Linked DNA regions of Homo sapiens: region 1 is linked to region 2. A link is an interaction called in ENCODE POLR2A ChIA-PET data of the cell type or tissue named here. Cell type or tissue: PC-9. All regions are shown on one strand. Each heading gives the region's core, and the rest is flanking DNA. Links, peaks and the distances in the headings are about the cores only. Region 1 has its middle 31 kb from the start of NEK7. Region 2 has its middle 110 kb from the start of LHX9.

The links. Peaks named below come from ENCODE experiments on the same cell type or tissue, not always from the same donor. Only the 100,000 strongest peaks of a DNase experiment are listed, where the experiment ranks them.
Region 1: POLR2A ChIA-PET joins it to region 2 with 8 read pairs; 2 of 35 experiments call an interaction of 5 or more read pairs at or near these places.

What each region holds. Positions count from the first base shown.
Region 1 is chr1:198,124,487-198,127,416 of GRCh38, forward strand. No RefSeq gene overlaps it. Among named protein-coding and RNA genes, the nearest start is that of NEK7, 31 kb to the right of the region's middle. In PC-9, for the core only: no CTCF peak of the experiment used is centred there; DNase peaks (open chromatin) are centred at 1,685 and 2,085; H3K27ac peaks cover 1,056 bases.
Region 2 is chr1:198,027,560-198,030,489 of GRCh38, forward strand. No RefSeq gene overlaps it. Among named protein-coding and RNA genes, the nearest start is that of LHX9, 110 kb to the left of the region's middle. In PC-9, for the core only: no CTCF peak of the experiment used is centred there; no DNase peak of the experiment used is centred there.

The DNA.
Region 1 (2,930 bases), core at 214-2,713, 97 kb after region 2:
ACACTTGGGAGTGCTGATATCACACATGACTATAAACTAGCTGCAAGAAGAAAACGGGGAAGAACTATTGTAAAAAATATTTCAGATGCAAGACAAGAGAACACATTTCCTAAATACAGAATAAAGAAAACAAGTATGCTTCAGCCACTTTTATCTGAATCACAAGGTTTACTCCTTAGAAGTTTTGCTACTCTATCTCGTTTTTCTAATTTGACTTCACAGTCTTTTCTCTTCTCAATTTTTAGAACTTATTCCCCAACAAAATAAATAATTAAACTATAGATGAACTGTCAAAAGGGAACATTATTTTAATGTAACATTAACATTTTCATAATTAACATGGAAGTTAATGCTTTTAGCAGATGTAACAACATTAGACTTGTAAATTTTAATTAAAGTTAATGGTTCATGATAGCTGTAGGGAGTAGGCATCCTCTCTAGATACTGAAAACATGTCTAATGTGATTAGAAATACTAATTTTAGAAAAAAGGATAGTGCTGGCAATGACTATTCTTTATTTCTTACAAAATCAGTGACTTGAAAACCTTTTAAAATGAGGAATCTGGCAAGCACATAGAAGTTAACAGAAGAGGTGGTAATAATATTTAAGGGACTGAGTAAAAAAGCACCAACTGTTCATGTATACTTCCCTTTCTCTATGTTGCTACCTGAGATAATTCCTAGAAAACCAATGAAGTTATTTCATAATTTTAGACTAGGGACTAATGTTTCATCTTTAATTTTCTCTGGAAAATTTTCTCTGCAAAAATCTTTAATTTTTGGAGGGTTACCCTCCAAAACTGTATGCTCACGGCTCAGTCTAGATTTCTTAAAACAGGAGAGTGAGTTGCTTTGAGCAGCAAACAAACAAACAACTCCTACATAAAAATGTTACTAAAATGATGAACATGATGGCTTTATAGGGAGCCACACGTATTAGCCAGCAGAAAGTATATGGAACATGTAAATTCAGTGCCAATGATAGATGCTAAGTGCCTGTTTATTTACAAATGGGCGACAACATTCTTTTGATATTTTCCCAAGTATCTTCATTTTCATTAAGCCCTTATTAAGGCCACTAATTCAAAAGAATTCACTTAAGTCACTGTATTTCTTCGATTCTAAAACACATCTAAGGCACATCTAAGATACATCTATTTGCAAGAATGTAAGCTCCTTATCCAACTTGTTGAAACAGCACTTAAAACAGTATTTGGCAAAAGTAGGGACTTAATTAATACAAGCTGAATGGATAAACTTAACTCGATGAAATTAGAATAAATGTATAATTAGTATATGCATTTAATAGTGTTTATGAATCACATATTAAATACAGCATATATTTTATATAGAATTAATATTGTCTTGTTGTTTTGTCACCAAATGCTGTCTAAAAATCCCTGGTGTCTTACAATGAGTGGTAGTAGATTCAAGGAAATGTAGAAAGGTAAATGTTTCCATCACCTAAATATTTTTTTGAGAATAAACTGAACTCTCCAAATAATAAATTATGCCCTGTATTCAAGTAGTTCTGAGTAAAAGTTTTTTGCAAATCTTCACTGAGAGTACAAAATGCAGGAGGCTCAAGCAGGATGAGCTTTAAATACCAGAGACTTTGGATGCTGGCACTCAACCAAAGAAATCACAGAGACATCAGAGCTCACTTGTCACTGTCAAATTCCTCATAGTGTAAGGCATGGGACTGGTCATTGCTAAACAAAACAAAACAAAACAAACAAAAAAAACCCTTTCTCATTCTTTACTCATAACAGTGGTGTGATCTGGACTAAAGAAATTATGGATTAAATGGAGCCCATTTCAACTTATTTTAGTGCACAATTCTTGGCTGGGATTCCAACCTGGATGTAGACAAGCTAATTGGCAGGCCTAGTGAAAAGTGGTAGCCTTCAAGTTTATTGTATATTATAAACCTAATGGAATGTTGAGAATTAAACCTTGCTTCCCAATTGGTTATTCCAGTAAGCTTTCTAATTGGTTACTCTTTAAACTACTTACAAAAAAAAATGATGAGAACTACAAGCAGCACAGAATCTGCTGGCAAATGACCATTCAACATTTCACATTTCAACACATAAAACACTGATTATGTAATATTTTGTTATGAATTTTGAGCTGCTTTCAATAATAACAGTGACCCCTAGGTCAGGCATTTTCTGGTAATTAGTAACTAGCCCAGTTAGGAGTCCAAGCCTCATAAAATATTGTTAAGACGATTTTATGTTTTATAATTTAGAAAGGTCAATCGGTGAAGTTAAGTAGTTCTCTTTTTTTTCTACTGCTAAATATGAACTTATATCTCAATATCACTCTTGTCATTTTATAAAACATGGACTCTTAATGTCACTACGGACAGAAACATAATTATAGAAATTAGAACTTTAAAACACAGAGTAGGTAAATAATAAATTTACTGGTGAGCAAGAATTTTAATTCAAAACATGATCTGTTGCCTAATCTAGTATAAACATGGTAATTTTTTCCAACCACCAATGTTCAGGTATCTCCTAGCTCTAAAAAGAGCGATAACAATATCTCATCCCAGTGAATAGTTTTACATTCCAGTTGCCAGATTTAGCAATTTAAAAAATAAATGCCCAATTAAATTTGACTTTCAGGCCGAACACGGTAGCTCACATCTGTAATCCTAGCACTTTGGGAGGCCGAGGTGGGAGGATCATTTGAGGCAAGGTGTTCAAGACCATCCTGGCCAACATGGTGAAACCCCGTCTCTACTAAAAATACAAAAATTAGCCAGGCTCATCACAAATGGTGCACATTTGTAATCCCAGCTACTCGGGAGGCTGAGGCACTAGAATCGCTTGAACCCAGGAGGCAGAGATTGCAGTGAGCCAAGATCACACACTGTCCAGCCTGGATGACAGAGTGAGACTCTGTCTCAAAAAAAAAA
Region 2 (2,930 bases), core at 95-2,594:
CCCAAATTGTCACTTTCTTTGCATTGTTTTGTACTGTTAATATTCAGAAATACATTTTCTCTTTTTAATAGCTATATCTGGTATTTAGATATTCTAAATATTTAGTATTTAGATAGTAGATGTCATTCACCTTTACCAGTATTTACATAGTTATTGAAATAAGCAAAATATAATTTAAGTAACAAATATCAAGATAGCTTAGAAGTGACAAGTAAAACATAATTCAAGAATGTTTTAAAAGTAACATTTTCCTGATTATAAAGGTAAAATTTGTTCATTTTAGAAAATTAGCATACTGTACAAAAGCAAAAAGAAGAAAATACATTTCCAGCATTCCACTATCTTAAAAAAAAAAAAACCTTTAATGGCTTGCTATGTATGTAAGTAAATTGAGAGAGACAGAATGCAGGGATATACTTGTACAATTTTTTTTGTGTAATTATTTACACACTACAATTTTTTTAACTATAAAAAGTTGAGGCTAGGCATGGTGGCTCACGCCTGTAATCCTAACACTTTGGGAGGCCAAGGTGGGTGGGTCAACTGAGGTCAGGAGTTCGAGACCAGCCTGGCCAACATGGTGAAACTCCATCTCTACTAAAAAAAAAAAAAAAAAAAAAAAAAAAAAAAAAAAAAAAATATTAGCTGGGTGTGGTGGCAGGGTGGCAGCTGCCTGTAATCTCAATTACTTGGGAGGCTGAGGCAGGAGAATTGCTTGAGTCTAGGAGTCAAAGGTTGCAGTGAGCCAAGATTGGACCATTGCACTCCAGCCTGGGCAACAAGAGTGAAACTCTGTCTCAAAAAAAAAAAAAAAACTTGATATATGTGTGTCTTTAATTATTGATAGACACTTTTTTGGTTACAGCAGAGTTTGGTTTTTAGATAATTGGTACTAACTCTAAATACTAGAGGTTAGATCTAATTTTTTCCTGTTATAATAAGAAATTAAATGATTGACTAAGGGACAGACGCCTGTTCTGTTATAGAAATCATTACAAGCATCATCTTAAAGCTACAAAAAATGCATCTATAGGTGCATTTTTAGGTTACTCATCATACAATCTTCTAGTGCATCTATAACTAATGCAAGAAGACACTGTAGGCTAACTTTGTTTAATAATATATTATCATTAGCTACTATATAAAGTTCTTATTTATGTAATTTTTAAAGCCAAAAATGAGCAGGTAAATGAGGACCAGGATTCCTAATAAAGGTGTTATTTATTAGGAATATAGCATTCAAGAAGGATTCTTTAGATTTTAGAACGATTTAATGGGCATCAGAGATTTAGTGTCATTTGATTTTTTAATAAAAATCTTCACAAAAGTTGATATTACTGGTTTACTTTTCTCATTGCAATTTCTTCATGCTAACATTAAAAATAAAGTCTCCTGAAATATTTGAGATAGGCTTTTTTACCTCACATTGCTTGGACAATGCATAGTTGTTTTCATGCTAAGATATTGGAAGAGCTTTAGAATTGAGAACTGCCTGTAATGTCTTTACTCCTCTCCTTGACTCTTCACCTTCTTTACAATTTTCTATCATCTTTAGGGAAGGATTTTTATTACTTTTATAATAACCCACTATCTATGGCCATTAGACATCTCTGTCAGCTTATCTTTTACCTTCTTCTCAGCGTGAAAAATATTTATCCTTCCTGTTGTTTTCCTGATCGGTCTCCAGCTTGCTTCTTCATCCTTTTCCCCTGCCGTTTCCCCAGTTTTCTTCTACTTCTTTACTGAAAAGGAACTTAGGAATAGTCTGATTTTGGAGGTCCCTGGAGACTTCTAGATTGCCATGGCAAGGTTAGAATGAGAACAGCCTACTGTCATGCCCTCAGAGGGCCCCTTCTCCAACTTGTATGGTCACTGAATACCCAGTAATGGGTTAAGTCAAAACTGGTGATAATGAATAATGATACCTGACTGCAGGGAGTACTTAAATACTTGGAGATGACAGAACCATATATACCATATCTTTTTGTTCCAAGGTTGCATTGCTTGAGAGAAAAAGTGGTACCCTTTTGGGAAGGAAGTTACAAATTATCTCTGAAAGCAAAGTGCATATAAGACAAAATTTCCAGTGTAGTTTGGAGTAGTGATAGTGACTCAGAACATGCTGTTCAGAAGAGAGTTCTAAGAACAAACATGGAAATGACGTTATAAGTAAATTTAGGAAATGGAGAATCTAAAGGATATCTGAGAAGAGTCTAATGTAATGTTCGCATACAATGAATTTTAGGTGGCATCTTTTTTGTTAACAGAATGCTATCATAGTAATTATACTGTTAGCTATAATTTTAAGTTTAGAGGAGAATTGAAGTTTATTTAATGAGTCCCAAGCCTATGAGACCTAAAGCAATTTCCCCAATTCACAGTAAGTAGAAAGTTTACATGGTACTGTTGAGATTAGAACCTGTGTCTCTTGTCTCTTAGTGTGTTGCTTTCCTCAATATTATTTTTTATACATATAGGGAGGTGTGCGCTATTTGTTAGCTTTTGTCTTGTTTCTCCTTAGTACATTTATATAAATTCTCAAGAATTTAGTACTGGTCTGACATAGTCCAAACTGATCTCTTTAATGATCTATATAGTAGAGTAGCCAAAAATGATGACCTTCAAGTAAGACAGATCTGGATTTTAATTCTCGCTATGCTATTTCTTAGCTATGCAACCCTGAGTGAGTTAATTTACCTCTCTGTACTTCATTGTTCACATCTGTAAAATGCAGCTAGGAAGAGCTACCTTGTGTATATAGGATTGTCTCATAGTAGCATCCACTACATGCTTTAATGCATTTAAAGTGCTCAGTGCATTGTCTGGCCCTTACTATGTGACTCAGTATCATTGTTGTTGTTGCAGTTATGGTTCATGTCACATTATTGCATGAATTATTTCTTAAGTAGGAATTGAAAGCAAAAATAATA